Linked DNA regions of Homo sapiens: region 2 is linked to region 1. A link is a loop called in an ENCODE intact Hi-C map of the cell type or tissue named here. Cell type or tissue: heart right ventricle. All regions are shown on one strand. Links, peaks and the distances in the headings refer to the core of each region. The heading gives the core; the rest is flanking DNA. Region 1 holds the start of ERI3-IT1 (ERI3 intronic transcript 1). Region 2 overlaps ERI3 (ERI1 exoribonuclease family member 3).

Region 1 (16,383 bases), core at 3,153-11,152:
GTAGGTGAGTAAATGAATCAATGAAAGAGTGATGGGAAAGGGAGGAACCAAAGAGGACCAGTGAGAAGACTTGCATTGGTCCAGGGAAGGAAGAACTGGCTGGGGGCTAGGGACAGCCTGGGTTAATGCACCCCACATATACTTTATCTGGGTGCCCCTTCTATCATCTATCCCAGGGTGTGTGTGTGAGAAGGGGTTCCTCGTTCCCACTCTTTGTGCTTCTTGAGACTCAGCAATGCCCCTGTTATCTGTTCACCTGTTGACCCTAGGTTAGGACCTGTGAGGTGTCCCTTCCTTTTTCAGAGAAGGTTTCTTTATCTGGCTGGGCCCTATGGGGCAGCCCAAGGCTCTGAGTGACAATGGAGTAAGGGCTTTGGAGCCAGAAGTAGTTCTGGTTCTTCCACCCAGAACCCTGTGACCTTAGATGAAGGACAATGCCACCTGCTTCTCTGGGTTATTGGGAAGGCTCAGTGAGTCCCCTGGGGAAAGTGTTCATGCAGTGCTGAGCACACCATGGGGCTGAAGGGGCTCCCTACTCTGTTGCCAGCACCAGCGGCTCCCCAGGACACTGGGCTTCTTGACACTTGGTCTTTGTAGTCTTTGAATGAAGAGGGCTGCCCTGCCACCTCCAGGCTGGCTCTGAGGTGTGGGTGAGGGTGCTTGGAAGGGAGGGAGGATGCAGGGCATTAATTGGGCTGGGAGAGGCGGGGAAGGGGAGGCGTGGGTTTTGAGCAGTGAGGTTAATGGCCCTCGCACCAAAGAGACAGCTTTAATGAGCTTCAGCTGGCGATGCCCCGAGTTACTGTGCGTGCTAAAAGGGTCGCGCTGTAAGAGTTTGACGTGGACTGCTTCCCAGCCCTGGGGGTCAGAGGTCAGCTCCTGTCACTGGCCACTCAGGCTGGTCCTTAGTGACATGGTGCTAATTAACTGTGTGAGGAGCTGCCAGCCTGGAGTGGGGAGTGGTATGTGTATTGGCTGGGGGGGTAAGGCAGCATTGGGTGGCTTCCAGGCAAGGGTGCTGCAGATCCCACAGCTGAGCCATGTCCAGGGTCTGCTCAGTCCTCCTGCAGTGCCACAGGGGTGTGGCATGGGTGGTGTGGAGGTGCTGAGAGAACACGGAGGCAGACTTGGGGTGACGGGTGTGGGGAAGGGGCTCAGGCTGTAGGGGAGGGGGCTACTAGGATGGTTGTGCGTGGGAAAGCTGTAGGAGTGTTTTGGGCAGGGGAGTTACATGGTCAGTGTTGGCTTCAGTCAGAGGATGCTCATAGTTTGTAGGGGAAGGACTAGTGAGGAGAGACTGCAGACAAGGAGGCTGAAGGGGAGGGGCAGCAAGGTAAGCAAGAGTGCATCGGCCCTGGAAATAGAGGTAGGACACCAGGTAAAACTTTCTTTCATTCAGTACACACTACCTTGGACCTACCATATATCAGGAACCATGGTAGGTGCTAGAAATGTATTGGTAACAATGGCAGACACAGTGCTCTGTCACCACAGAGCTCACAAATGGAGTTGTGGGCTTGGCCCTGGGGACTGAGGGTGAAGTCAGGTTTAGGGATGGCCAAGGAGGGTCTGGAGGTGATGCAGCACTGGACAGAAAGGCTGCTGGAGGCTTGTCAGCGTGACATCATAGTCAGGGGAGGGCACTTCCTCCTGGGGTAGCGGATTTGGCCTTGGGAGACTGGTGAACAGCATGGTGCCAGAGCAGGTTGTGGTGAGTAGGGCCTGCATGCATCTAGAACTGCTGACTCCAGGGCTGCCGATGGTCTCTGTCAGCATCCTTAGTTTGGACCACAGGCTCTGAGGGAGGGCAGCCTCCACAGGGGACTGCTGAGTGGTCCTTCATTCATTTCAGCAAAGGGGCAGTAAGCACTCATATTATTTGGAAGCACTTTATGTTAACTAATTTAGTTTTCACAACAGTCTTAATGAAGGCAGGCATCATCATTCCCATTTTATAGATGAAGAAACTGAGTCTCAGTGAAGTGAACTGCCTAAGGTCACATAGCCAGTTGGTTGAGGAGCCAGGATTCAAACCCAAGCCCATCTGAGTGCAGAGCCTGTGTTGTTATCACTGTGGAACTATGAAGCACCCTTTTGGTGTTGGGCTTTGCGCTACCAATAGAGACGATGTGGAAGAAAACAAGCTCGCTTCCCTCATTTCCCTCAGCGTCAAGTGAAACACGCAGGCCTGAACAGACCTTCGGTAGCAGCAGCTGAGGAAGAAAGCAAAGGCAGCATCACCACTCCCTCTCTGCTGCTACAGTCACCCTGAGCCAGGGACCTGCAATTGTTGGCATCTGACCTCCTTCTGGCCCTGACGGTTCTTTGTGATTTCAGTTCTCTACCTCATGGCCCAGGAAAGTTCTGCTAATCTTCCAGGGGCCACCTCCTCTGGGAGTCTCGCCTGGCCCTCCCAGTATGAGTGTTCAAAACACACACTTGGGCCCTATTATAATTTGTCAGAGGTAATGATCTGGCCCTACGCACTTGGGTTCTCTAAGGGCAGGGCCTGGACCTCCTTCCCTTCTTTTTTGGAAATCTGCACAGGAAATGTCAGTAAAATCTCACCTGCTATTGTAACTTGGAGGCCTCACAGACTACTGCTGGTTTCAGCTGGCTAGGAGAGTAACTGGAACCTTCCCTGATGCCCGGCTGGGTGGTCCTGCCTAGGAGCTTGTCCCCTCTGCTCTGGGATGGAGAAGGATCCCACTGAGGCTTGTGGTACAGGTGGCATGGCCAGAAACCAAGTGGACTCTCAAGAGCTTGCTACCCAGAACTGTTTGGCAAGAGAGCTGGGCTGGCAGGTGGCAGGGTGGGGGCCTGGGCCCCAGGGGGGCAGTGGGCTGGCCTGTGGTCTCCCCTGAAGGAGTGGGGTGTCTATCAAGAGTCCAGTCAGAACGCATTAGCTCTGTGACACAGATCTCATTAGTGCCCATGAGAGGTGTCACTGCGGGAGAATCGTCGGCTCAGGGAGACGCTTGTACCAAAAGGAAGAAAGGACAGTGACAGCCTTTTCTCTGCCGCCTCTGCCGCCACGCTCACTGGGCTGCCCGCCCTCCTCCTCGTTGAGGGGGGTGCGGGGGGTGCTGGCTAATGAGCTCGTCTGCAGTACAGCTTTGCCTTCCCTCCTTGAAGTTTCCCGGGTCCCTCTGAAGACCTCGGGCCCAGGATTAGCACACACCAAACGCCAGCCCCCGTCTTGCCCAGCAGGGAGTTCCTTCTGATCACCCTATTCCTGCTACCATAGGCAAGGAAAGGGGGTGGTACCAAGATAGAGCCACTGTGGCCTGGGGGAGGGGGCCTTGCACCTCTGGGAAGCCTCAAGCCCCTCTGCATCCCTTGACAGAGTGACCGTGTCCACCTCTCTGCAGAGGGTTCTTGCTTCCCAGAGCTGCAGTCTTCTCCTCCCATCCCCTTTCTCCATGACATCTAGCCTGGCAGTGTCCCCATTCCTGTGGGGGACCCCCACTCAAGGCAAGGAAGAATGTGAGGACCTTGGCTGAGGGTTTAGGAGGTAGCATTTAGATCTGATAGGATGTGGGACTTTCTGGCTCAACTAGAGAGCCTCAGAATCAGTGAGATTCATGAAGTCTTCTGGGCTTCAGATGACCTGAGTGGTGATGCATTGATGTGAGGCCTCTACAGACCTTGATGTCCTTCCAGAGAGGTACCTTGCCTGCTTCCCCCAGCTTTGGCCACCTTCAGGGCTGGGAGGGGAGGAGTCAGCCCAGCTGCCTTGTGGGGAAGGGCAGAGCACAGTACTACTGTACACTACTGCCCCCTCCCATCCAGTTCTTTCTGGTGTGGCCCTAAGAAAGTGAGAAGCTAGGGAGATGGATGGTCATGAGAAGGGTTAACTCTCCCATCATTGACAGGGTCTGCACTGGCCTGCCTGGATAGTGCCTGGGGAGAGGGTGCTGGCTCCTTCCTTCCTGAGCTGACCCCCTTGGAGCCCCAGAGACATCTGAGGAATTGGTTCTTGCCAGACACCAGACTGTTCTTCAGTAGCAACCATAGATGGAAGAATGGCTAGATGGATGGGTGAGTTGATGGACTAGATGGGTGGGTGAGTTGATGGACAGATGGATGGAAGAAGGTTCTCCTGTATGTATGTATGTATGTATGTATGTATGTATGTATGTATGTATGTGTTATGTGTGTTTGATTCTTTAGGAAGTACAATCTTTGTTTCCCCACCTTCCTAGCCCCAGGCCCCGGCCTCGCCTCCCCTTGTCTCTCTCTGTATCTCCTGTCAAACCATCGCAGACTTAAATGACAAAGAAATCAGAAAGACAGATCAATGCCGGCCAAATTAGCACTTGCAGATAGACTCTGCGGGGATGTCAGCGCCCTGACCCCTGGTGATCTTGCAGCCTCCACTGCTGATATTATGCAAATTGCATCCATCTGGCAGGACCCGCGTGCTGGCTGCTCCTACTCAGAGGAGTAATGGGCTGGGGGTGGGTGGGAGTGTTAGAGCAAGAGTCAGTGAAGTGTGTGCATGTGTGTGCATGTGTGAGCATGTGTTTGAGTGTGTGTGAGGGCGTGCGGTGCCCACCAAGCACTGGGCGGTGATTGAGTGATTGACAGGGCAGATAAGGGACTGCATTGGATTCCTGTGGGCTGGGGGATTAGGAGCAGCCACAGATGGGAGATAACCGGACTTCATTTCAGTTTATTTTCCTCCTTATCCCCTCTCCCCACCTTCACTCCCTGAAAACACAATATCTGTAGTTTGTGTTTTCATCAATATTTGCAAGTCATTACCACTGGTTTAAGGTGAGAGACAATGTCAGGGCCCAGACCAGGCCAGCCCCTCCCCCAGTTCCTGGTACCCTGAGAATCAATCCCTAGAGTGGCACAGACAGCCTTCACTCCAGTGGCATTCACAGCAGCCCCTCCTTTCAGGCCCACAGTACTCATGGGACAATCCACACTTCATGGGCCAGCCCTGCTGACCTACCCCATCTGACCTAATGCCAACTGACATTCCTTAAGCTGGGCCCTGCCCTTCCACCTGCAGCTACTGTGGGACATCCCTCCCTATGCTTTGGCTCCAGCATAGGTGCTCTGTCCTCAGTATTAGCTGTGCCCCCTGGGGCTGCCCCTACCCTTCTGCAGGGTTCTGGACCCTTCCTCTTAGCTCCTCCCATCCTGGACACTACTGACCAGGCCTAGGCCCCACTGGGCAAAGTGGGGCCTGTGGCCTGCAGAGAGGGGAATTTGTTTGGTCTGGTCTGAATCACACCAGTGTCATTCTACATTTGCTGAGGGCCAGGTATTAGTACAGAGGGCTTTATATCTGTTCTCTCATTGAATTCTCAAACCCCGTGATAAGGGCTGTCATCTCTACTGGATGTGAGGAAACTGAGGGTCCAGAAGGTTGTCATGACCGATTGCTGCTCAGCAAGGAAGTGAGAGAGCAGGAATTTGAACATATCTCTCCTAGTCTAGGGTTGGAGTTCTTCACCACCACGAGTACTGCTTTCCTTCCATTCCACCAGCTGCAGACACGCGACATGTCACCACGCCTGGATCCATTTAAGAGAGCCATCCTTGTACCGTAGGCAGAGAAGTTCATTCAGCTACTAGCCTGTGAACACAGACCCTGACTCAAACCTCCTACTAGGCTAAACCAGCCCAAGCCAGGCTGAACCAGGCCAAAGGGGACTGGAATCAAATAGGCCCTGCTCTCAGGAGCTGTGTGTCTGAGACAGTTGGGCTGTAGCAAGAAGGACACACAGAGGACAGAATGTACCCAGCAGCTGAGCCAGCGCAGAAGTGTGTCCCAGCACACGGCCTCTAGGCCCATGTAGCTCAAGGAGGGGCTGGTGTAGCCCAAGCCAGCCTGCTGTGGTGGCTGAGGGTATAGCTGTCCCAGAGGCCCCTCCAAAACTGGGTCCCTGCTGTACCCTCCCACCAGGCAGGGCTGGGAGCTGGGAGTGCTGGAGACATGTCCAGGGACACGTGTGCAAGGGGAGCTTGTCCTAATGAGGAGAACATGGCTGCTAGTTAGGCAAGGGGCGGGCGGGGAGCCGCAGAGCTGATTGAAGGCAGGGGCAGGGGTCAGACAATTAGGCCCAGATCCTGCCGTTTGATGTGAGTTCTGAGGCCTCAAAGCCTCCCTTCAGCCGGCTCCCTCCACTCCCTCCTCTCCCTCCTCTCCCTCCTCTTTCCTTTCTTCTGCCCAAAGACAGGAAGGATGGAAACGCTTACACTCACTGTTACTATTATTAAACGCTGTGGCAGGCCAGCCAGACCCCAGGATTCCTGCCCACAGGGGGCACCCCAGGCCCCCAGGAGGTTCCTTGGGCCCCAGAGGGAACATCTGGCAAGAGGCCAAGGCCAGGCCAGCTGAGCCCCAGGGCAGGGTAACCCTGCCCCTCTTGCTTCTGAGGCAGGAGAGTGAATGGGGCCTCCCAGCAGGAATTTGGGCTCTGGACTCTGGGCTCTAGGGGCCATATCCCAGGCCTGCATTAACCATCACCTCCTGCAGCCGCTTAGTTCTTTTCTATCCTGGCCTGGGGCTGAGGGTTGAGGGTGTGATTCATTCACACTCATATCCCATCACACAGTGATCTGCAGCAGTCACATCAAGACCTTTTGCCACAAGATGGAGATAATGCAGAGTCTTGCAGCCCCACAGCAGTGTCACACACCCCAAAGCAGACCCCCACACCAGATATCATAGCCACACATACCATCACAGGCCATACCCACAGGGTCTTGCACATAAGCACCTACTGTCCCCTGCCACAGGGCCCTGAGTTCTTAAGCCCCTCTCCCAGAATAGCTAAGAATAGCAGTTAGATCTTATGTCCAGGGCTGGGGGTTACCAGGCCCCTTCCAGTCTCCCACCCTAGGAAATAAGCCTAGAGAGTTGGTAGTGACCAGGGAGTGGGAGGAAGCTGGATTGGGGGGGGGAGGGGGCAGCAGTGGGGAGAGGGAGGGTGGGAGCAGAGATAAATGTTAGCTCATTTCTTCCGTAATTAGTTACTCCCTCATCCCCGCGTTGTAATTGTGAACAAGCTGTAATGTTTAATTAGTCTGTAAATGAAACCCCAATTTCATAATGGCCTGGCTGACAGGGCTAAGTGAGCAGGGGAGGAGGAGGAGGGGACTCTTCCTCCCCTCCTCCTGCAGGGTAGATGCAGGCTGTGGGATCACTTCCTTTTCCTTTCAGCCCCAGTCTGGCCTCTGTGGGGGGAGGCTATGTGATGGGGTTCAGTCCTATACTCTCGCTGTGAATATCCCTTCCATGGGCCCATCTTACCAGAGGAAGGGGAGAGGAGGCTCTCAGGCATCCTTCCTGCCTCCCCGTCACTCTTGGGTTGGGATAGGACAGTCAGCCCAACCCAGATGCTTCTGGTGGGAGAAGCTGACTCCGGTGGCCAGGCCTTGTGATCTCCGCAACGATGATGCTTCTTCCCTAAAGGCCTTTGCTTGGAACCTGGCACCTCAAGATCTGGCCCTATACACCGAAAGGAGCCGGTGATTGGTTTAGGCCCCTCCCCGACCTGTCCCGTCCCACTGCTAGGCGGGATCTAGCCCTGCGCTGACACCCAGGCCGGCCCTTACTCTCCGCAGGGATTATCACTGCAGCCTGCGATAAACCGGAGCTGCCGCAGGGGGGAGCCCCTGGCCCCGCGGCTGCCTCATTGGTCTCTCCCTGTCTCCCCCACAACATCCTCATTGCCTGCACACGCCCCCGCCCCGCCTGCCGCAGCCATAAATCTCAATTTACGAGGGTGGCTCTGGTGGGGGAGGGAGGCAGCACCGCTAATGATGGCTCCTCAGCTGGATTTTTCATGGTGCACAGTCATAAATTTTTAAGAACAGCATGGGCAGCACGTTAGCGAGTTATCGAGGCTGCCTCCGTGCTGGCTGCCTGGCTCCAAGAGAGAAGAGCAGAGGCCGCGTAGGGCCGAGGAGGTATTCTGGGGCAGGGGTGAGGCAGGGCACCCAGAGGAGTCTAAGGCCAGGGTAAGAGGGCCAAGCAGACGGGCTAGGGCTACAGTGAGCCTGTGCACAGGACAAGGTAGTGCTGCCGGCCGCCGGGAGCCAAGGCCAGGCACGTGGGTGGGATCAGGCACGTGGGCATGCAGACCGTGGCCTTCGGGAGCCCCTGATGGATGCCTCTGCTCCAAGACTTGACACCATGATGTACAGGGAGCCTGGAGACGTATGGATTTTCAAAGTGGCCACTTTGAATAGAAATACAAACCCTGAGCATGTGCACAGTGAGGCCTCTGCCCTGGCAGAGCTGCACCTAGTTCATAAACCAGGTGCCTTTTAGGATTGTTCTAGAGAGCTAGGGTGCCTGGGGAAATGCCCACAGAGGGAGCATATCTTGATATGCTGGAGCCTGGAGCTGGGCTGACCTCATTCAGTTTAAGGCTCATGCCTTCAAGGTTGAGTGGTACTAGGTAAGTCATTCACTATGGGATGTTTCTTCCTCTTGAAAATGGGGTTGATGCTGGCCTCTAACTGTCAGGCTCACTGGAAGCAAGAACTGTAAAATCTTTGGCCCATATTTGCTCCTTCATCTATTTAAATTTCTAGAAAAGTTTCTGAGTGAAGTGTCTGGGAAAGAGATCATTGTGGGAGATGATGGAGCCTTCCCTGTGTTTAGTCATTCATTCAGAAAATGTTTGCTGAGGTCTTCTGGGTGCCCAGGCCAATACCAGGGCTTCAGAGGTGAGAGATGCTCCTTTGTGGGAGGTGAAGTGAGCACTTTTGGCTGAGGCACGTCAATGTTGCCAGCCGTGTTCCTGGTTCTACCATAGGGTTGAGGTGCCAGATCCAGCCCTGTTCTTCCATGGAAGCACCTAAGCCTTCAGGATGCTGAGAAGCTCACGCAGGTCTTCTCACAAGTCCCCGGGCCAGGCGCTCCCCTGAGTCCCCTGACCAGCCCATTTGAGGGTTAATGCCCTTGACTACCTCAAGGGTGGGCAAGAAGAGCAAGTAGGACTCCTGGAGTCCCTGGAGGAGGTGGGCCTAGCACGAGGGACAGCCTTAGAAGGCCACAAGCACAAGATCAAGAAATCACCAGTTGCTCAAGTTGGCAGAGGTAGTGGGAGTGCATGTTTTGGAGGTGGTGAGTGAAAATCCTGTGTTCAGGAGGGCTCCATGGTGACCCATCAGGACAGCTTGATCATTTTGGCGGAAGAGTGTCCCCACTCTGAGCCTTGTCAGCTTAGGGGGAGTCCCTGTCTACTTGGGCACAGACTCACAGCCTCTGTCCTCTGCTGCCCTCTCCTGCCCCCCTTAAGCCACTCTCCTCCTGCTCCCCACACTCCACGCCCTTCCCTCATCTCTTGGAACCTGCCACACCTTCTTTTACCTTATTGCCTTCCCATGTGGCTTTATTTTCCCCCAGAGCCCCATATTTCCACCCCACAACCTAATTAACTCTTCCTCATCCCTCAGAGCTCAGCTTAAAGTTTGCTTCCTCAGGAATGCTTTCCCTGACTCCTAGACTTGATCAAGTCCCCCTTTCCCCGTGTACTTTTTCTCAGCACCCTGCTCTCCCCATTTGTAGCATTTAATCACAGTTGTAATTAAGAAATTATTTGTTTGAAAGTTGTTTAATGCCTGTCTCCCTCACTAGATTGTAAGTTCCCTGAAGGCAAGAAATGTCTGTTTCATTTGGCTTATATCCCCAAAGCATAGCACAGTGTCTGACACGTATAGGCAGATAGTAAATAAAATGTGCTGTTTGAATTGAGTTAAATTGAGTTGAGATGGCCCTGGCCCACCCCTGGGTGCCAGGGCAGGGGGAGGCAGCTAGGGAAGTGCCTGGAGCTGAGGTGGTTCCCATTAGTCCTCATGATTAATTCACAGCCACACTGTGATAGAGTGGGCTTGTCCCCAGTCAGTGCCTCCACTGGGGCCCACCTGTTAGCGACAAACAAACAAAGGGGATAAATAATGCATTGGGAGCTGAGCCAGGCAAGGCGGCGGTATTGAAATTAATAGGGATTAGCTGAGCAGCTTGAGGATGAAATATTTACCAGGTGGGACACGGCTTAGGGAGGGCATCCCCCCTTCCCAGAGTCCCTAGGCATAGCTAGGCCTTTCTCCAGGGCATCACTGGCTAGGACTGGGGCGCCCCAGCACCACCACTGCCACCCTTGACTGCCTGGGTTTGCAGGACAGGCTGGCCAGACAGATGAGAGCTCAGGTCCTAGCCAGTCTCCTGGCACAGTGAAGTCCTGGGGAAACCAAGATGCTAGAAGGGAACGGAGGTGGGGAAGGGCCTGAAACCTTCAGGGCTTTGGAAGCTGGAGACAAAGACCATGACAGGGTTTCAGGGCCTGGGCATGTCAAGGCTTTGGGTGGCAAATGTCAGGGCTGGAGTAGGTTTGCGTGTGATCTTGCCCCTCTTTCTTTTCCTCTAGTCCTTCCTTCCTTCTTTTCAGTATGTATTTCTTGAGTGTCTCTGTGGATAACACCTGTGCCCTCAAAGAGTTCATGGTCTAGCAGGAGGTGAAGGAGAGGCAGTTACGATAGGCGGAGAATTGGCTGCTGTGGGAGCACACAGAAGAGGTTCCTAACACAAAGGCGGGATGGGGGGAAGGCACCTAGAGGAAGCACTAGCAAGCCTGGGTCCTGAGAGGTGAAGGCAATGAGCCAGGTGAGAAGTGAGGACTTGAAAACTCAAGGTGCAAATGAGCCTGAATTTGGCTGTACAACAGGGGAGTGGGACTGATGAGACCAGAGATGTAAACAGGTCCAGAACTCAGACTTTTATAAAGGGGTTTGGATGCATTGGGAGCTGAGTCAGGCAAGGTGGCAATATTGAACTTAATGGGGATTAGCTGAGCAGTCCTGAGAGCAGTGAGGAGCCACTGGAAGTGGTGCTGGTGGTGGTGGTTTTAATTTTTGACTCTTAAACTTTTTACTTTGAATTAATTTTACATTTGTAGGAAAGTTTCTATGTATCCCTTACCCAGCTTTCCCTCATGTTAACATCTTACATAATCACAATACAGTTATCAGTACCAGAAAATTAACATTGGTACTGTGCTACATTAAAGGGCCTCTTAGGCCGGGTATGGTGGCACACGCGTGTAATCCCAGCTACTTGGGAGGCTGAGGCACGGGAATCGGCTGAACCTGGGAGGCGGAGATGCAGTGAGCTGAGATCACGCCACTGCACTCCAGCCTGGGCAACAGAAAGAAACCCTGTCTCAAAAGCCTTATTTTAATTTCACCAGTGTTTCCATTAATGTTCTTTTTCTGCTCCAGGTTCATTGAAGGGTTTGTTGTTGTTATTGTTGCTGTTGCTGTTTTTTGAGACAGAGTCTCATTCTGTTGCCCCGGCTAGAGTGCAGTGATGTGATCTCGGCTCACTGCAACCTCCGCCTCCTGTTTTCAAGTGATTGTTCTGCCTCAGCCTCCCGAGTAGCTGGGATTACAGGTGCCACCACGCCCAGCTAATTTTTTGTATTTTTAGTAGAGATGGGGTTTCGCCATGTTGGCCAGGCTGGTCTCGAAATCCTGACCTCGTGATTTGCCCACCTCAGCCTCCCAAAGTGCTGGGATTATAGCGTGAGCCACCACGCCCAGCCCGGGTTTTAAGACAGGGAGTGAAATGACCAGATTGGTGGTTTAAAAGGACACCATGGAAGAAAGATTGGCAGGGGCACTGCCGTTACCTAGATGGGAGATGATGGTGGCCTGGACCAGGATGTTGGTAATGGGAACATGGGCTTAGAAATTATTGAAAAATATATGGTAATTAAAGCTCCTAGAAATTATTGGAAAATATATGGTAATTAAAGCTCCAGGAGGGGATAAGTTTGCCCACGGAGAGAGAGTGAGAAGGGAAGAGACCAATGACAGTTCTGAGCAACATCCATATCTAAGAGGTGATCAAAAGAAAGGGAGTGTTCAAAGGAACCAAGGAGAATTGCATGAAAAGTGAGAGTGGGTCACTGAAGCCTAGGGAAGAGAGCTTCAAGGAGTGGATTGTTCACCAATTGTCTATCAATCAAAACCTGAAAAGCTTCATCCTCATGAGTCATAGGGATCATTAGAGAAAGCAGTGTTGGTAGAGCAGTGATCAGATCGCAAGGTGGGAGATGAGGAAATAAGATCTTGAGTGTAAACAACTCTGAAGTTTGCCTCTAAAAGGGAGGAGAGATTGGGTACTAGCCAATGGAAAAGGGAGTTAAAGGGAGACTTGTTTACTCCCAAGATGGGAGAGAATTAATATATTTACATGCTTATGTGAAGGAACCAATGCAGAAGAAAAAAGTGAAGCTGTATCAGTGGAAATAGGAGTACTCAATAATGTGTGGACCCTGAAAAGGCCTGGATTCTGGGTTGGACCCTACCCAGCTGGAGTGGAGGGATGGGCTTAGAAAGTGACATCAGGCAATTAGCTGGGCGTGGTGGCAAGAGCCTGTAGTCCCAGCTACTCTGGAGGCTAAGGCAGGAGAATCGCTTGAACCCGGGAGGCAGAGGTTGCAGTGAGCCGAGACCGTACCATTGCACTCCAGCCTGGACGACAGAGTGAGACTCCATCTCAAAAAAAAAAAAAAAAGAACGTGACATCAGGCTTGGCCCTCTCTTGTGACAGGAGGAGAGGACTGGGGCAAACTCAGGAGAGTGGCTTCTGTGTGGCTCCTGTGGAGTAGGAGATAAGATTGTTTGCATGGGTGAGGGGTTTGGGGTGATGTTGAGGGCAGGGGATTTGAGATTTGTGGAAAGTAGAGAAACTTGAAATTGTCACTATGGGTGAAGGGAGAGAGAGTGCACACTGATCAGGAACACTGGAGATTGGCTGGGCAGTTTTATATACCCAGCTGAGGCTGATGACTCTGATTTTGTAAGTGGCACTAGTCTATATGGTTGTGATTTTCTCTAGTCATACGCTCCAGGTGGCAGGCACAGAGAAGGCAGAGTCTGGGTTTTTCCAGGCAAGGGTGACAAGGAAAAGGGAATAAGAGAGTTGAGGATTGGCAAGAAAAAGACTGAAATGATGGACCATGCAATCCAGGCTCCAAAGGCAGACATGTCAGTTACGTTGCTAGGACAGAAACTATGACTTTTCCCTTCTTTTTCACTAAATAGAACCCCTGTATAATTATAGAACCGCTGTATAATAATCAGTGTGTACCTAGTTAAAAGACTACGTTTTTAGTTTTCCAGACAGCTAGGTACAGCCATGTCTCTGAGCTCTGGCCGGTGAAACAAAAGGAAATGTGTTGTCTGGGACTTGCAGGAATGATACCTAAAGGGAAACAGCTCATCTGGGAAATACGCTATTCTTGCCTTTTCCCGTCTTCCCCCTTTCTTTTTCCTGGAATGTGGATTTGATGGTTGGAGCTCCAGCAGCTATTTTGGACTATGAAATAGTCTGAGGATTGGAAACCACATGCCGAGAATGGCAGGGCAGAAAGAAAGAAGAAGTCTGAATAGTCTGATGATTTTGTGGAACTGAGGGGTGTTTAGTCAACTTATATTGCAAGCCATACTCATAGAATGCCTTTCTTAGTAAAGCTATATTTCTTCCCTCTCTGTTTTCACTGGGGTTTTAGTCTAAACTTGATTCTTTTAGCCTTTTTCCTAACATAGCCTGTGTCCTGAGATACAGCAAGAAACAATTTGATCAAATGTTTCAAGAGAGCAAAAGAAAAAAACGGTTACCAACTTCCCAGCCTGAAATAGCAGCGTCCTCTTTGTCCTTCGGCCTGCCTCCTTTATTCAGTGAGTTCTATGTTGTAAGGTCCATTCCTTATGTCATTCTCCTTCCTGCCTTTACATTCTGTATCAGTTAGTATACTTTCAGCTGCAAGAAAAATAAACCCCAATTTTAAATATCTTAAATAAGGGGATTTATTATCTCACAAAAGAAATTTGGCGGTAAGGCGATCCTAAGGTCGGTTAATTCAGCATATCAGCAGTGTTATCAGGGACCCAGATATGTTTCCATTTTTCTTTCATCTTCAGCATGGTCTTCATAGGCTAACTCCCCTCAAGGTTGGAAGATGGCTTCTGCAGTCCCAGACATTATGTGCAGTTACGAAAACATCCAGCAGAATATAAAGGACTATTTTTCCCTCATGCTTGTCTTCATAAGAGATAAGAAATTTTCCTTGAAGGCCTTTCAGCAAACTTACCCTCATGTCTCAGTAGCCAGAACACATGCCCATCCCTGTGCCAATGACTGGCAAGGGAGAAAGGATCACCAAAAATGACTCAGACCACAGAGGATTAATTCTGATTACTTGAAGGGGTAGTGGGCTCTGCCAGCAGAGCAGAAGCAGGTGGCTGTTGGGTACATCATCAGAAGTGAACAAGGGCCGGGACCAATGGCTCATGTCTATAATCCCAGCACTTTGGGAGGCTGGGGTAGGAGGAACCAGCCTTGGTAACATAGCAAGACCCCATATGTACACACACAAAAAAAAGCCAGGCATGGTGGCATACCTGTAGTCCCAGCTGCTCGGGAGGCTGATGCAGGAGGATTGCTTGACCCCAAGAGGTCGAGACTGTGGTGAGCTATGAGCAAACCACTGCACTCCTGCCTGGGTGACAGAGTAGGGCTCTAACTCAAAGAAAAAGAAGTGGGCAAGGAAAAATGTGAATACAGGAGAGACAATATATATGGAGAGAGTAAGGGTATAAATTTTAAGGTTTCAGTGAGTGAAAAAAAAAGTATACAGACAGGTTAGGCATCCATAATCTGAAAATCCCAATGCAGAATGCTCCAAAATTCGAAACTTTTTGACTGCCAGCATGATACCACAAGTGGAAAATTCCACACCTGACCTCATGTGATGGGTCGCCGTCAAAACTTTGTTTTATGCACAAAATTATATAAACGATTATATAAAATTACCTTCAGGGTATGTGCATAAAGTGTATAAGAAACATAAATAAATGAATTCTGTGTTTAGACTTGGGACCCCATCCCCAAGATATCTCATGTATATGCAAATATTGCACAATCTGAAAAAAATTCAAAATTCAAAACACTCCTGGTCTCCAAGCACTTTGGATAATAACCTTGTTATTGTTATTGTCAGAAACAAGGGATATTTGGATTTAATATTTCAAAGGAAGAGTAGTAGGATATTTAAAAGGTTGACTGTGTTACTGTGAAAATGGGTGGAAATTAGATACAATGGAGAAGGCCATTAGTACTAAAGTCAAAGAAGGAAGAGGCTGGCAACAAGATTTCTCAAAAGGTCAGGATATAGAGGTTGTGGCAGGCAGGTCTCTCGGGAGGGAGGTGGCCATGGTCTGGATTGATAGCATGTGCTCACAAGAAAGTCTCCAGATAGTCTGCTGGCACGTGGGTCTGGGGCCGGGTCACAGGTCCTGGAACTTTGCGGCTGCCCGGGGCAGCACAGGCAAGTGGCATAACCTCTCTGTATCTCAGTGTCCTCATTTTGCAAAGAATCTGTCCTGGTAGTTCAGGCCATTCTGGAAGAGGGTAAGGCCCTGACACCTTCCTATTGAATCCACTACAGGACCCAGAAGACTGATGAGGCTGCCAGGTATGGCAGATCTGCTCAGCTGTTCTCAGTAGCCAACCCCTCCCTGGCTGGGTTCCCTTCACTTGGCTGTAGGTGATCTGGCTATAACCTGGCACTTCTAGTTGTGGCATCCCAGACCAGGAGAAAGGTGAGGCTTCCTGGCTCCTCTACCTGGATGGGGCCTTGGCTGGGATTGATCTGGGGGAGGCGGGCATCCTCTGTAATGGCCAGAGCAGCCGCCCTGTTACTACGGCGTATTTCACTTTTAATTCTGACATATAATGTAATGATCTTTTTTAAGGCCCGATGATATTATCTGCCTGACTAGATTATTGAGTCTTCATCATCTCCAGATAAATTTATGGCCAGGACGAGGCTCAGGATTTATCATCAGTCAATAGAGCTCGATACTCTAACAAGGCGTGTAATAAGATATACATATTTAATGATTCAAGGGGAGGAGTGCTAATGGGAGTCGCGTGAGTGGTCCATGGGGCTGGGGCTCTGCCCTAGGGTTGCCATGGCTGTGGGGACATGGATGTGGTCTTTGTCCTGTGGTCCCCAACTCTGGTCTTTCTCAGGACTGCCTCAGTCTCCTCCTTCCCAAGAGCCTGAGGAAGGGAGAGGTAGGAAAAGGAAGAGGCAGCATTAGGGCCAGGCCAGAGCTAGGGCCCAAGCATCTTCAGCCCAAAGGTGTATGCACCCCCTGAGAACTCCGCTCCCGCTTCCAGGCCTTGGAAGGGTTTGGGGTGTCCTCAGACCTGTACGCCCAGGCCCCTGAGCATTAGGGCGGGCCCACAAGGGAGGGAGTGCCGGGGCTGCATGCCCAGGCCGCACTGATGGTGACGGATGGTTTTTCATTATAGCCTCTCAGGTCCTGCCCGCACCCTGT
Region 2 (16,383 bases), core at 4,005-12,004, 73 kb before region 1:
AAACAATGGGGATGAGGGCTGTGTTCAGTCCCTGGAACCTATGAGGATATTAGCAGTGGGAAGGTTAGGATTGTAACTGCTGGTGCCGTCTCACTCAATCTTGGGTTTGGCCTGGCAGGAGCTAATGAACCCAAAACACTAATGAATCCAAAACACTCATTCTTTGTTGACTTGGAGCTACTGTTGGAAATGGTTGATTACAATAACTTATTTTTCCTTTTCTGTATCTTTGGCACTCCAGGAAATCATCGAGTTCCCCATCCTAAAGCTAAATGGCCGGACCATGGAGATTGAGTCTACCTTTCACATGTATGTCCAGCCTGTAGTCCATCCACAGCTTACCCCATTCTGTACAGAGGTAAGGGCCCTGGAAGTGGGCAGCAGGGGCTGCTGGGAGGGGAATTTTGGAATCCTTGGTGCTCTATATAGGCCACTTAGAGAAAGCATAGGGCTTATCAATCCTTAAGGCAAGTGCACACTAGACCTAGCAGTTAGGTTTTATGAAGTCTGCCACTCCACTCAGGTCACTGTTGTTACTGGGGACCCAGGGAGAGCAGTGGCTTAGTCTACCCCTGCTTCCCCAGCATCCCTTCCTGGTGACCGGCACTTGGAGACCAGGAGCAGAATGGCATTTCTGGGGTTCAAGTTCTTTCCAGTTCAGTTTTCCTTAGGGCCCCTTGGCAAGAGGTAAAGATTTCAGCCACTTGGAAGGCAGGGTTATGTTCAGGCCTTCTTAGCTTTCTGGCATTGTTACTCTGTCCTCCTGTAAAGTGGTCCTGTGTGAAGCGTAGGTTGAGTTTGTCGAAGGTACATTCTGTCACCGAGGGAAGAGAAGAGTGGTCTCAGTGAAGCATGAGACCTGGCTGGCCAAGGCTGAAATCTGCTTATCCTAGGTGGGTACTGTACTTGGCCTCCTTGTCAGCAGGTTAGTATTGGTTGCATTTTACAGATTGTGAAACTGGGCCTAACTGAGATTTTAATGATTGCTGGAGGCTCAAAAGAGCCATTGGCAGAGGGGAGGAGCCCCTGCAAGTTCTAACTCCCAGAACTGTGTGAAGTCTTCTGTGGCTACTTTTCCCTGTGACATGTCATGTAATGCACTCAGTGGTGGCCAACAGGCTGTGGTGCAATCAGGGGTTAAGAATGTGTGGTAGCAGGGGTGATGAGAATCTTTTAAGAGTCTGGGGCTGAGGTACATTAGAGACTTTGTGCCTTCATTTAGAGACCTATCTTCTACATGTGAATGAAATAGGTGAAAAAGGGTTCTTGAGTTATCCCAAACAGTCTCCTTGGTAAGAAGGCTGGGGATGAGCCTGTTTGACCCTGGTGGGCCCTGAGGCTGACTTAGCCCAGACAGGAGGTCTCGAGGTTGCTCCTGAATTCGATGCCAGTGTTTGCCAGCTGACCCAGGTGGGGCTTTTGTTGCAGGCATCCATCTGCCAAGGCGCCTAGCCTCTTAAGCCTTTTGTTATTCCAACTAATGATGTTGGGTTCTGGTTTTCGCCTTCCTCTGCCGGGGTTTCCCCTTTCCCCTGGGATTTACCTATACCACCAGGGGGCGCTAATCTGACTTTTCTGCCCTTTTTGAAAAATCACCATTTTAATGATGATGAAAATTCCCTTGCTTATGCGAAGGGAAGGAAAGACTTTCTTTAAGCCAGCCAGTTACCTGAGCCCTCCACTGGCCTTGAAAGGCTAATGTCCTCTTGTCCTTACGTAGACAGGCAGGCCCAAATTTTAGTAAGTTTGCTACCTGTTTAGGAATGTAACAGTATTCTGCTGGAGCTGGACCCTGGGCAGGAGTGGATGCTTGAGAGTATCGGAAGAAGAGGGACTTCTTTTAGAGTAAGGCTGCTGCTGCTACTTTTTGTGGGAATGGGAGGAGGGATTGTGAGACTATGATGAACAGTTTCTTCTCTCTAGAAAGCTTCACCCAAGGATGCACATACATAATTTGGAGGGGAGTAGGAGTGGTAGTTGGGATCTTTATTATGAAGGCTGTTCTAAAAGTGAAAATGTGGTTGTTCTGTAGGCACCGGGTCTGCCATTTTGTCTCAGGTTTCCAGAGCTCAAAACTCGCCATGATCTTGTCCATCCTTTTTTGGCCAGCCTCATATCTCTCTGCTTCATCTCCCACCTAGCTCCCCTCACCCAGAGGTTGCCCTCTTACAGTCTGTCTTTTCACATGATGGTCCTCCTGCCTGCACAGAGTTCCCACTCTCCCCGCCAACTCCTGCTTGACCTCCAGGACTCTGCTTAGGGTCACTTTCCCTGATCCCCAGATTGAGTTGTGCTTATTCCAACATAGAACTGATCAGATACTTTATACTATAATTATTTATCTGTCTTTTCACTAGACTATAAGTTCTTTGAGGGAAGAAACTAGACCTGATCCATCTCCATCCCATCATTAGGGTCTGCTACCAAGTAAACACTTGATACGTGTCCCTTAAATGAATGAATATTGTCAAGGAGTTATTTTCTGTCTCTCCCAAAAACAACTGTACTGCTGACTTGTTATTTTGAGTAAGTAAGTAAAGTCTTGTTTGGAAAACCTCAGATCATATATATTTTGCCCTGTCTCCATACCAGATGGAATTGTATCTCCGAGAGGCATAGACACAGGATGGGGGCTGTCATTCTGAAACCTCATCCAACCTGGCAGTTGGTGCCTTTTGCGGGTGGGGATGGAGGTCATTCCAACCAGAGAAAATCTCTCATTAGTAAGTGTGAGGAACAGTCCCAAACCTCCAGATTATACTTAAGTAGTTCCTCTGGCAGGATTTTCTCTCTTGTGCACAAGAAGTTCTTAACCCCAGTGTGTGTGTGTGTGTGTGTGTGCACGCACATGCGTATGACATGTGCACACACATGGGCACATGCTTGGGGAGAGAAGCAGGCTCAGTGCTGGACAGTAGGAAGAAGGATTCCAGTTTGAACAAGTCTCTAGCACACACAGAGAGACTCCTACTTTTACTGCTTCATATTAGGAATGTGTTAGTACCCTTCTTGAGGTCCCTTCTTAGTTTCAGTTGAGAGTCGGCCTGGAGACGTGGTTCTGACAGAGATAGGATGGGATGTGTTTCATTCCTTCCCGAGCCCTTTCCCTTTGACCTCTAGAATCTGCTCCAGTTCATCAAGTCTCTATCTCTAGCAGCTGGGCTGCTGCACAGTCCCTAACCATGTCTTCTTTTTGTTGTTGTTATCATGAAAAAAAAACTAGAGAAATACTCATTTTGCTAAGTGCCAGTAAAGGGCTTTGTCTTGCACCTGTACTTATAAAGGGTGAGATTTATTGGTCTCTTTGTCTGAAGAGAAAGAGTGGGTCTGATTATCAGATTGCACACCAGAGACAAGTGCTTATGTAATCAACAAACTGTCTTGGTGTCAGAATACGATTGTGTTGGAGATAAACTGTGAAAGGAGAAAGCACTGGATGCTGACATGCTATTGGCACTGAGTTTCCTGGGCTGCTTCCTGTAGTTGCTAGTGTTCTTGATGAAGCCAGCTCATTCCTGGACAAAGCCCTTGTGAGGGTAGGGGATCTCAGTAACCAGCCATGTTATCAGTCAGGGTCAAAAGCCCCTTGCCTTGTGGTTTCTGAGTCTGGAGAAGTGGGAGTTAATCTGTAATCCCTCATTGAAAGGAGCCACAGAGCACACATTAATTCTTCCTCTCACCTCTCCTGCTTTAAGTGGCTAAGGTCTCTGAGCTCTGTTTAGCCTGTGAGCCCTGGTTCTCAGCTTAGTAATACTTGGCTTTGCTCTAGTACCTTTCATTGTAAGGAGTGAAAGCTTTTTACAAACATGTATTAACCCAAGTGGGACTGGGCTTAAACTGTAACATGAAGGATTTAAGTTAGGCCTAAGATAGAACTTCCCAGTATTAATTTGATAAAATTGTCTCGTTCCCTCATAGCATCCTGTATAAACCTTACACGTGTCTTATAGGTCATTAGTATCAGGTAGAGGAACTAATTTTTACTTAAAAAAAAAAAAAAAAGATGGGGTCTCTCTATGTTGCATAAGCTGGTCTCAAATTCTTGGGCTCAAGCAGTCCTCCTGCCTTAGCCTCCCAAAGGGCTGGGATTGCAGGCTGAGCCACCATGCCCAGCCCAGAACTAACTTTAATTTCATCCCTTCTTTGTCCAGTGCCTTGGCAGAGCTGAAAAGGGGTGGTCCATCCTTGGAGGGATTAATACAGGAGCCTGAGGCCTTCCCTGAGAAGGCTTTGTCTAGCTGAGCCAACTGCTCAAGCCCCTGTGTCTCTGGGGGCTAAATGCAAATCCTTGAGGAGCTCAGCTGTGAGCCATGCTTTACTGAGCCACAAATGAAAATGGCTGTTGTCTGGGAAGCATGGTGAGAGAAGGAGCTGACCTCACTAGGCTCCTCCCAGGCTGATGATTCTAGGATCACTGAGCACTGGAGTGGAGTTTGTGAAAGCCCCAGGATGCTGGAGCTCCATTTCCCCAGCTCCAGGTGGGAGAGTTGGGTTTAGTCTGCAGTGAGGCATCCTGCAGCAGAACACCAGAGCAGCACCCTGGTTTTCCATTTTGGTGTAGTGATTTTCTTGCCCCACATCAGTGATTTTCCTGGGGCCCAGGGCAGGGGCTTATGGGGTACACACAGGTGCTGACCTAAGCCTTATCTCCAGGGAGGGAGGGCTCTTGGCAAGGGTGCATTGCTTTCCTGTGTGAGTGAGACTTTCTTTAAGCCCTTGGCATTCAGCTCATTTGAGAGACCCTTGGTGGGAGCCAAGAGAAGGAGTGGACCTAACCTTGCCGCCTGAAACTCAGACCAGACACAAGACTAACATTTGGACCCTGGAGCTTCCTAAGAAGTGAGAGTGGCTGTGGTCCGCCTTTTCCAGGATGGTCCTGATGTTGAGCCTCAGCTCCAGGCCTGAAGATGTGTCTAAGCCCTAGGCTTAACAGGAGAGAAGCTGGACCAGAATGGGCAGCGGTGGGCCTGTGGGTGTCTGTCACTAATCTGGGGTTGGTAATAAGCCTCCTCCTGACTCTCTTTGGCCCCTTCATGCCTGAGGCAAAACAGGGCAACTGCCTGCTCGGTTTGCGGCTCTGGAAGATGTAGAGGCTCTCGGTACTAGTTGGGGCTGGGTGTAGGAGGGGGCTGCTGAGAACATGTATTCCATGAGGGCAGAGTTTTTACATTTTTCTTCACTGCCGGATCTCTAGTTCCTGTAATGCGGCCCAGCCCGTAGTAGGCTTTCTATGAATAGTTGTTGACTAAATAAAAGGAGGAGTCCTTTGTACTCCAAGATTATTGAAGCTGCTGACTGAGGGCACTTCCCCACTCCCAGCCCCCCAGCCCTTAGCGGACCATCTTTTCTTCTCTTTGACTCAGGCCCTCCCTCTACTGGGCAGTTCTTTGGTCTTCCAGGCAAGGAAAGGGTGTGGAGGTGCCAGCCGGGTGGGCATGCTGTGGGTTAAAGCTTTGCAAAACAACAGTGTAGTTAATCTTTCTAATTTATTTTCCTTTTAGACCATGGGAAGTCTGTAGGCAGCAGCTGTTACCCAATTAAAATACAGATTAATATAAAAACAGTTTCTGGAATATAAAATAGAGTGGCTGTGTCCTTACACTTCCTTAAAATACCACCTAATAATGACTTGATGAACTACAGAAACCCACCTAGAGGAGCTCAGCGTTTTTAAAATGAAAATTTCTCCCTAAAAGGTGTATATTACCATTCCATGTAAGTCACCATGAGAAAATAACCTTCCCTTTTAGAGCCAGCAATTTCTGTGAGTTGGGTATTTGGTATTCATTAAGTGTAATTATAGTTTAATTGGAGTTTAATCTCCCCCCCCCCAACACACTTTAAAAAAAAGAAGTTTCCAAGCAAGTCTGAGATACTGCTCTTTCTGGAAGTAGCCAGGGACATGCTGGGGGTGGTGATTTCCAGTTGGTGTCCAGGACATGGGGGCCTCATGCCCTCAGATCCTTGTAGGCAATCTATCCCCAGTCTTTTTTTTTTTTTACTTTAAACCAAACCAAAACAAAGCAAAACAACAAGCTTGTTTGAACCCAGGCCTGACCTAGGTGGAGCATAGGCCTGAGTCAGAAATTCTCTAGGTCATAGTCTGAACATTAGGCCTTTTTGTCTTAGTTTCCCCATTGGTTAAAGATGACTCTGTCTCTTGCTTGGCTAGTTCATATTGATGGCCCACGTATGCAGGGTGAAGGATAGGAGCCTGTGGGACTTCATGGATGTTAGGGAAGGTGTTAGGGAGAGTGTGGGAGGGGGCAGTGCTGGATATCAAGGCTCAGAGAAGGGGTGGACTTGAAACCAAGTGTGCCTCTCCTGTATGAGCACTCCCCAAGTTTTACGGGAACTTCTGTGAAGCTAGGAGCTGAATTTACTTGAGACTGTAATTGTGGGAAGTTATTGAGCCTATTGAATACAAAAGACATGTAACATCAATTTGTTTGCAAACTGAAAGCTGAAACAGGTGTGAGAACATGCCTTGTGGAAACAGGTGTGAGAACACGCCTTGTGGTCAGCATGTGTATGTGTACACCCATCTCAGGGCAGGATATTATGGGAGAAGCACACATTGTGTCCTGGGTCCTGGGACTTTATTCCCAAGTCTTCTAGGTGGGCTCTGAACCTAAAGCAGTGCCAGATCAGAGCCCTTTACAACAGAAGGAGAAAAACAGAAAGGAAGGGGTCCTGTTCAGCCTTGAGTCCCTTCACCCTGGTTTTCTACCCATCGGCTATTTCTCTTTCCTTTCAGCTCACCGGGATTATTCAAGCCATGGTGGATGGTCAGCCAAGCCTGCAGCAAGTGCTGGAGGTAGGTTGAGTGACCTTTAATTCCTGACCTCTGACCCCTTCCTGCTGCCTTTCTCTCCCTCCCCTCCTGAGAATGTAGCCGTGTAATTTGACTATGATTATGGCTTGATTAGAATAACATTTGCTGTCACATCAGTGACATGCTGTTGAGAGTATTGAACCATTGATCTGTCATCTCCAGCTGTTCCCGTCAGGGTTTCTGACAAGATGTCCCAGTGCTGCCAGGAGTCAGGCAGAGGGGCCCCCACCCCTTCCTGGCCTATGGCCCTATGCTGGCTGACTCTGGGGTAGCCTATGCTGGGTGGGCTGGGGAGTAGGGGAGCTGAGCTTGGTACTGTGGGACTAGCCCCAGGGACTGGAGGTGTTTTTGTTTAGCTTTAGTGTTGGCTTCTTGTGGCATGTGAGCACTTCATTAACTCACCCAGAACTCCGCATCGATGGCTTTTGTTTGCTGAGAGCTCCTCCAGGAGCTGTGGCTGGGCCCGCCTGCCCCACTGCAGCTTGCCGCTGGATGCATTGTGCCTGTCGGGTGCAGAGGCTGCACTGGGTAATGATTCCTAATCAGAATAATTACAACAATTGCCTATGTGAGGGAAATCAAATTAAAGACTTGAAAACCCTTGGCAGAGACCACACTTCTAGGATGTTCTCCTCGGGGAGCTAGAAAAGGTTAAGATGCTGTTTCTTGCGCTGTAGCCCGAGGGAATAAGGAAGGGCAGTGCTTGGTCTTAGCTTGTCTCCCACCCTCCTCTGGCCTGGAGGTTTTCACAGGGGGAGAAGGTCCCCCTCCCATGTCTTTCTCTATAGGGGGAGGGGAGAAGAGAAAAAGCCCGTGGATCTCATTAGGTGCTTTATTTATTTTTTAAGACCAATAAAGCCAAAGCTCAGACCTTATCAAGCATAGGAGAAAGCAGAGTATCTGCAGGAATAGCAGGGCACATCTGCACTGGAGGTGTGCAGCCTAGAGGAAGTAGCGTAGTGGCAGGGAGCAGGGCAAGATACCTTTTTTTTAGCCGAGAGATCCTGTCCCATGGAGGAGAGAGATGCAGATTGAATTTCGTGGGGCCCCCAAGGATGGAGCCAGGGTCAGAGAGGCAAGTTTAGGCTCACCTCAGTGGCAGAGTGTATTTCCTGTCCCTGGGAGTGTGGGAACCTAGGCTGTGACCAGTCTGGTTGGGAGTCAGAGTTTGGGCACCTGCGGTAGATTGGGAGAAGATAAGATGAGCTCTGAGATGCTTCCCAGCCATATTGACCATCTTTTTTTTTTGAAGAGATTCATTCCTATGACCAAGGGAGCTCCTTAGCATGGACTGCTCCCTGTTAAACCAGACTCAAGGAGACAGAGGGAACTCATTCTTTCCTCTGTCCCAGCCACCATCCCCAGCCAGGACCTGGCTCCTGAGGGATGCCAGAAGACAGGCACCTTTTTCCTGGAACATCTGTAGCTGGGATCCTGGAGGAAGATACTTGCTCTGGGCCAGCAGCAAACCAGGACTCTTGAGGTTATGGGTTTTTTTTCTCAGTGGCCCCAGTCGAGGAGGAGATGTGGTCTTGAGGAGGCAACCCCCTGTTAACCCTAGGCCAGCCCTGGAGCAGGGTGCTTAAAGAATTCTGGGTCTCACCCAAGAAGCTACTTTCTGCTACTTCTGTATACTTTGTGGGTAAGGAGGGAAAATTCCTGGTATCAGCCTGAATAGAGAGTTTCTGGCAGGTAGGAGACCGGACCGGGCTCTGCTTCATCTCATTAGTCCTGAGTTGGTTATGGAGATAAAGAGCTCATTTCTTGTCCGAACCAAGGCCCTTAGCAGGCAGCCAGCTAGATGTTTACCTGACTCATGGTAAAAGGTGCTCACTGAATAGCTGCTGTGCAAGCGAATGGCCGGGGTCCTAAGATTCCAGGGACCCCACTGAGTGTTGAGTGCTTCCTGTGATAAGGGCCCAGTTTTGCTGAGTGTGGCCTCCTGTTGTGTCTTGCTCTCTCTTTCACTGTGCAGGAGTTGGGGCACTGGGGAGCCCCTCTAGTATGTGGGGCACTTAACTTGGGGATATAAAACAGTGAGCTTGGGGGAGGTTATGCTGATTTAGGGAGCCCTAGTTTCACCTTACCTCTTTTCTTAGGTGACCCTGGGGAAAGGATTCATGGATTCCTGCACGTGTGTGTGTGTGTGTGTGTGTGTGTGTGTGTGTGTGTGTGTGTGTGTGTGTGCGCGCGCGCGCGATGTGCACATACATGCAAGGAGTTGGGTCAGAGGAGAGAGACCATTTAGCAGTGGAAGATCCAGAATTTATCTTTTGGGAAGATTCTTTGGCTGAGGAGGATTTTCTGGTGTACAGACTGTAAAGAGGGTTTAGAGACCACATGGTCTGCATAGTCTGGCACCGGGGAGCAGCTCTGATATTCTGGTTGGTAGAGCTGCTATAGCCACGGAACTAGGTAGGATCCTTGGCCTTAGTCAAGGATGACTTTAGCATGGGCCAGGCCTCTAGCATCTCAGAGGTATCCAGGGAGCCAGCCTATACCTGCTAGAAGTAATCTTACTTAAGATACTTAAAGATATCCATGGGCTGTCTCTTTCCTGCTGAGCACACGAGGCCGTTCACGGTCTGGCCTAACCTAGTCCTCCAGCCTTTGTCCTTTCTTTCTATATACTGTGGACTTAAGTCATCCTAAACTTTTACCTACTCATGTTTTCAGTCAGTCAGCAAATATCTCTTGAGTAGATCCTATGCTGAATGAGAGATTAAGGCAGTGAGTAAGACAGAGTTCCTGCCTTCGTGGTGCTTATATTCGCAGGGAAGGCAGACATTAAACAGATAATTGCTTCAAATACAAAATTATTGCACATGTACCTTTGCCTCTACCTGTAGTATCCTCTACTATGTTCCACCATGTCAGGCTCCTAGTTCAATTATCTTCTTTGTGAAGCCTTTTCTGACTCCTTTCCCTGTGAAAGGTAGGGCTAGCCACTTCCTCTTCTTGGTCCTGTAGCACTGTGGTCACGTCTCCAGTGCTGGATCTATTGTATTATGATGATCTGCCTTTCTCCCCTTCTCAGCCTATTACCTGTTTTGTGGTAGGTACTTAAAACATTATCACATTTAATTCTCAGAACAACTCTGTGTAAGATTTTATAGATGAAGGAAACTGAGGTTCAGAGAGGTTACATGACTTTTAAATGACTCCCCATCAGTGACACAGCCAGGATATGGAATAGCCAAGGGTTGGAGGGTTGGAATCCAGATGTGTCTGACTTCCAATCCTGCATTTTTAATGACTATGTGAGATAGCCTTAAAAAATAATCTCGTGGCCGGGTGTGGTGGCTTACCCCTGTAATCCCAGCACTTTGGGAGGCCGAGGCGGGCAGATCATGAGGTCAGGAGATCGAGACTATCCTGGCTAACACGGTGAAACCCCGTCTCTACTAAAAATACAAAAATTAGCCAGGCATGGTGGCAGGCGCCTGTAGTCCCAGCTACTCTGGAGGCTGAGGCAGGAGAATGGCGTGAACCCGGGAGGCGGAGCTTGCAGTGAGCCAAGATCGTGCCACTGCACTCCAGCCTGGGTGACATCTCTTGCATGGGTAGAAGCAGTGGTGTGACTCCCTCTCCATGCCTGGGGTCTTCTGTAAAAGGCAATGCTTCATGAATTCTTTTTATTTATTATTTATTTATTTTTTACAGAGTCTCGCTCTGTCACCCAGGCTGGAGTGCAGTGGTGTGATCTCAGCTCACTGCAACCTCCACCTCCCAGGCCCAAGCAATTCTTCTGCCTCAGCCTCCCAAGTAGCTGGGATTACAGGCGTGCACCACCACACCCAGCTAATTTTTGTATTTTTAGTATGGATAGGGTTTTTCCATGTTAACCAGGCTGGTCTCAAATTCCTGGCCTCAAGTGATCCACCTGCATCTGCCTCCCAAAGTGCTGGGATTACAGGCCTGAGCCACCACACCCAGTCTTGAATTGTTTATGATATTTCTCTTGTTGTATACTGATTTTAGTATTTGAATTTCCAGTGTGAACACAAATAAACTGATCAAAGGGATGAAGGGAAAGAAAGATTTAGAGTGTTTAGGAGCAGTTTTTCTCCCTTTGTAGCAATTGAGCTCAGCCTTCAAAATATTCTGCTGAATTTGAATCCTCAACCATGAACAGGAGAAATACGAAATTGGGGGCCAGTTTTGAACTTTTAGCAACTGGAGCAGGCAGCACTGTCCCAGGTGTCAGGATGGGGCTCCAGTCCAGTAAAGGGGCCTCTTAAGGTGAAAATGTTTGTCACCTTCATTTGGTGAATAACCAAATTTGTAAGTTTGGTTAATAAACATTTGGTAGAAGAGTAAAACAAATAAATGAATGAGTGAAGCTGTGGGTTGGAGCTCCTGTTTGGGGCCTCCTACTACCCTGTTCTGATGCCCCAGGACAACAGCCTGTCTGCTGGGCCAGGGGACCAATGAGAGGAACAGCCAAGTCAGAGCAAGGTATTTGAACTGATTTGCTGGGATCTGGAGCAGGCTGCCAGGCAATAGGCGAGTGTAGGGGCTCCCTCCGGCTACACATTCGGGCTGCAGGATCTTCCTAAGGGTTTGTCTTCCAAATGCCTCCGTGGTTCTGAGCCAAGCCTGAGAGCCCACAGTGGAGCCATGGCTGGATAAGATTACAATTTTCTCCTGTTCTGATTACAAGCAGCTTATCTGTGTTTTGCTGTTGTGGCTCTTCACAGGCTCAGGGAAAAAAAAGGAAAATCTCATTTGTTCTTGTGTACTTTTCAGAGGGTCGATGAATGGATGGCGAAGGAAGGCCTCTTAGATCCAAACGTCAAGTCAATTTTTGTCACCTGTGGAGACTGGGACTTAAAAGTCATGTGAGTATGAGAAGGGCTGCTTTGCTGGCAGGGCTTGGAATCTGTGGGACCAGGTCTGGCCTTTTGGAGGCTTAAATGTCTACAAGGCAGCTGGATCAGGGATTCTTCAGGTCTTTGAGGCTATCAGGGATAGAAGACGGTTGGGAGCCCTGCCTTCTGCCTCTCTGGAGCAGGGTGTGGGCAAGTCAAGGGCCTGCCTGGATGGTTGGGGCCTTCCTGCCTTTGCCAGGTCTCACTGCTCATGACAGCCCTTCCGATTGCTGGGGCTGTGTGTTATTGCCCTGGAAGGGAGGAGTTAAAAGAGTGTCTTGGAAAAAAAAATTTTAAGCCAAATACCATGTTTACTATGTAATTAAATATAGTAACTTATTTGTCAACCATATAAAGTAGGCATTATTATTCTTCCTATTTTATAGCTGAGGGAGTAAAGGTACAGAAAGGTTAAGTAATTTACCAGAGGACACACAGCCAGGATTCAAACTCAGGTCCTTGCTCTTAACTATTATACTATGCTGCCCCTTTATCTGGCCTGCAAGACCCTGGTGAACCAACTGGGAGCCCAGTGGTGGGATGAGAGAGGGCTGCTCCGGGAAGCTGCCCACGTCACCAGCCTCCTCTTTCCTCCTTTGTCCCCACTGCTTTTTTACCTTTGTCTCCTGATCCTGTCCCGGTTATGGAAGACAGAACCGGTTCCTTTGCTGGGTTGACACTTGTGCATCTTGTCTGCCCTCATGGATACATGGCTTCAGATGGCCCCCAGGGAACCGAAGTGGGATGGAGGTGGTGGGGGCACTGTTTGCTGAGGAGTCATAGAATCGATTACCTCTGTGTTCATTGTGACTGAAGGTAGCAGCAAGTATTCCGTGTGTGTGTCTCTGTGTGTGTGTGTTTGTGTGTGTGTGTTTGAACTTTTGAGCATAAAGTGGGATGTTGCTGAGGGGTGTGGTGTAGTAGCTCTGCAGTAACATTTTCTACCACATCAGGTGTCATCTCCTCACCAAGGCCCTTTGTAAGCCGTTTGAATGCTGGGCATTGAGGTGAAGTTATGTACCCAGGTGGGTGTCAAGCCTGCTATTGGACCCCAACTTTCTAGGTGAGACAGGAGGAAGAAAAGGCCCCAAATCACATGAGCACACAGAGACCTCATCTCCCACACCCATCAGGTGTGTACACAAACTGACTGCACCCCTCTTGGTTTACTCCAGAGGGTCTCCATATTCCCACATGACATCTCTTTGTCAGGGAAATTATACAGGCTGGGACTAGAAGCAGATATGAATCAGAGGAGGAGTCCATGGAAAAGGAGTAGAGGAAGAAGACTCTTGTTCTTGTTAATAGCGTCCTGGGCAGCTTTGAGTCCTTAAAGTGAGGAAGGGACTTAATGTGGATTTCTGTAGCCCAAGAGAAGCTACTCAAGGTGGGGCCAGTTTCAGGCTGATACCCAGAATTCTGGGGTTCATATGGCCCAGGAGGAAGGCCCTTTGGCCCAGTCCAGAGGTCCACTTCCTCCAGGTAGCCTCACCAGGACTCCCTTCATCCAGTGTTGTTCTCTCTTTGGCGTCTTCACCTTCCAAACACAGACATTTCAGAATCTTCTACTTTAACTGTGCACGATGCGTACATATATGTGTATATGAAAACTTTCCCGTGCATGAGGTTGGAGACTATAAGCTTGGAGTTGGTCTCCCCATGAGATGGAGAGGGAATTTCAGAGGGTGCTGTCTTCTTTTGGTCTGACCTGTTCTGTAGCACAGTGGGCCCTGGACAGGTGTTGGTGACCCAGGAGATTGCCCTGCCTCTTCCTGAAAAATGATATCATCAAGAAAAGAGATTGAGTTGTGGAACCCAACCATATATGAAAGGAAGCCAAGTCTTAATGAGCGCATACCTTACCGCATCCGCACCTTCTGACTGCCGTCTCTGGTGGGTGGTGGTATTGTCTTTCTTTTATAGATGAAACAAACCAAAAACCCCTGTGGCTCAGAGAGCTAAAGACGTGTAGCTAGACAGAATTGAATTCTAAGACCGTGTAGTTTCCAAAAGAGATGGGTAGGGCAGACTTTGTGGGCTGGTTTGGGTTTGGACTGGGAAGGCTGATGAAGCTTCAGAAAAGGGTTTTCAGAAAGGAAGCAGGTGGCAGGGCTTGGGGGAGGGAGCTCTGTGGCTGCCTCTTATAAGCAGGTCTCTGCATAACTGCTGGGAAGGCTCTTAATTAAATGTGTAACAAAATAAAAACAGCCGGAGAGGAAACCTAAGTAGTGCTGCGTGACAGCGCACAGCTAATCGGTGTTCCTGGAACCTCGGCAGAGGCTCGTCAGATGGCTCTCGTCAGAGCCATCACCTTTTTATGCGCCCGGTAAAGGCTGCAGATGAGCCTGACAAGGGTGGTGTTAAATTGACACTCACAACTTGTTAGTCTGTGGCTTACTTCTTATTTTGACATCCATTTTCAGATTTAACTAAGTCTTAGGAATTCAGCAAACATTTTCATTTCACACTCTAGTTTCCGGAAGCCATGGTTCCTTCTCATTGCTGTCCTTACCTCCTCCTCCCCTTCTCCCCTCAGCAGCTTCACATCACTTTTGTTGGAAAGGGGCTGATAAGTGGGGCACTGAGAAATGGGAACTGAAGTGGCAGCATAAATCCCACTGGAGAAAAGAAATCTGCTCCCATCCTGACAAATCATTTTATGTCCATCTTTTGTCAAAGCCAGATGAGTTGATTCTCCAAGTTTACGTGGGCTTTGTTGTGTAGTCACAGATCCTGCTAAGGCGAGTTTTTATTTAGTGATGTGGATTTAATTTCCCCTCTCAATTTTTTCAAGAAACAACACTTGTTGTGGGTCTGGCTCTTGGTCAGCTTGCCTTCCCTACCTGACCCACTTTTTCTTCGCCTTGCTTGGTGTTTCTTGAAGCTTCCCATAGGGTTTGGTGTTGTTTCTCTGCTTACCCAGGTAGAAAGTGCCACTTTCAAAGGGCTCCATCTTTGGTATGGTGGTGGGGTTAGCGCTGGTGTAGACTGAGAAGGGACACCTGCACAGGCACCCACTTGAGGAACTTAGATTTTAGCCTGTAGCTTGAAGATCCAGGTTCACCAGCCATGTAGCACAGCACGGCTGAGAACCTAGACTAGAGGCTTTCCCAGTGGGCCGTGAGTCTGAGAAGAAGGAAGATTGAGAAGAGGGAAAGACTGGAGGGAAAGAGCTGACCTGAGGGAGGCCCTAGCCCTTAGTGCAGTCTGGGAAGAGGCCCCTTTGGAGAGGGTAGGATAATCAGATGCTGTTCTCTGGTGGAATAGGGGCCAGGGGCCTGCTCAGAGTCTGGTGAGAGGACCCTCACTTAGGCTCAGCCTCAGTTTTGGAGCAGGAAGTTTTCCTCCCCCTTGAGGGAGGAGAGAGGTTGAACACATAAATGCAGGCATTTGACTTCCTTTTTTTCCCCTGCCTTCTTGCTGGGGTGTGCATACTACATTCTGGCTGTGCTCTGCAGGTGTGGACCTGAAGTTCACTTCAGGTTTTAGGAGGTCTGGAGATGGAAAGATACTTGCCCAGATTACACTATCACTGTTGGAGATGGGGAGCATGCACTCAGCAGGGGCTACTGAGGTTTCTTCGAGGCTGCTGTCAAGCGGTCAAGACCACTGAAGAGACTGCTGCTACCTGGAGTGAAAGGTGCCACGATGGAACCACGCACCTGGGCGAGCACTGTGGGGTAGTGACCGTCCTGTGGGGATGTGGAAGATGGCTGGAAGGGTGGCCTAGTGACGTGCTTGCTGCGGGTCGGGCTGAGTCCTCTTGGCATTGCTCAACAGCTGACTACTTCAGTCTTCTTGAAATCATCTTTATCTGTACTTTTGTTATGTTTTCTGTTTCTCTGGCTTCTCCTCCTCAGTCACTTGGGTAGATATTAATACTTATTTCCTTCCTTGTTTTCATGTTGGTGTTTCTTAAATAGTGGTGTTTCTTTGATCTCTATCCTGGTTGTCTTTTCTGTTTATTCTACACATTCACACTTACCAGAGTGATCTCGTCTTTGCCATAGCTTCAACTATCCTCTGTATGCTGATGTCTTCTAATCTTTTTCTCCAACTGGAGAAAAGAAATCGGGCTCATCTGCCACCTAAACGCCACACCTGCGTATCCAGCTACCTACTCTACATCTCCACCTAGACGTCCATAGGCCCCTTCAAGCTCAGATGTTTATCTTTCTCCTCACACCCTGTCCTCCATCATTCCCTCAAATAATGACTGGCACCACCTACTGAGTTGTTCTGTCGGAAATCTGAAAATTATCCCTTCTCTATCCACACCAATTAATTGCCAAATCCTGTTGCTTCTGCCTCCCAGAGGTTTCTCAGATTTATTCCTTTCTTCCCATCCCTACTGCCCTGCCCTAGTCAAGATGATCATATTCTTCTTGGATTGCTACAAAAGTCTTCTAACTAGTCTCTTTGAGTCCAGTTTTGCTGCTCCTATTCCATTCTCCTAATTGCAGCAGATTATGTCACCCCTCGGCTTAATACCTTTCAAGGTTTGCCCTTGCCCTCAAGGGTAAAGTCCAAACTGTTTATTGGGACTTTCAAGGTTCTTGCTTACATCTTTAGCCTCACTTCTCATTACTCTCTGTGGCACCCCCACACCCCTCCCCACCAGCCACATGCATGAGCTGGCCAGTTCCTAGTGATCCCTCTTCTTTCTCTAGGTGCCTT

The links. Peaks named below come from ENCODE experiments on the same cell type or tissue, not always from the same donor. Only the 100,000 strongest peaks of a DNase experiment are listed, where the experiment ranks them.
Region 2: it touches region 1 in a loop (2.3-fold over the local background); 11 of 110 quality-filtered maps call a loop at or near these places.

Annotation. Positions count from the first base shown.
Region 1 is chr1:44,229,573-44,245,955 of GRCh38, reverse strand. The region is part of intron 8 of ERI3 (ERI1 exoribonuclease family member 3); the gene reads left to right. It overlaps ERI3-IT1 (ERI3 intronic transcript 1), which reads left to right and starts at 1,673. Exons shown (of 4, transcript NR_110056.1): 1 at 1,673-1,711; 2 at 3,876-4,041. RefSeq lists enhancers at 4,612-5,240, 5,241-5,869, 7,280-7,923. In heart right ventricle, for the core only: CTCF peaks have their summits at 6,274 (motif pointing right) and 7,630 (motif pointing right); DNase peaks (open chromatin) are centred at 4,958 and 5,769; H3K27ac peaks cover 2,468 bases.
Region 2 is chr1:44,303,603-44,319,985 of GRCh38, reverse strand. It overlaps ERI3 (ERI1 exoribonuclease family member 3), which reads left to right. Exons shown (of 9, transcript NM_024066.3): 4 at 242-358; 5 at 6,758-6,817; 6 at 11,585-11,676. Among named protein-coding and RNA genes, the nearest start is that of ERI3, 43 kb to the left of the region's middle. RefSeq lists an enhancer at 5,162-5,331. In heart right ventricle, for the core only: no CTCF peak of the experiment used is centred there; no DNase peak of the experiment used is centred there.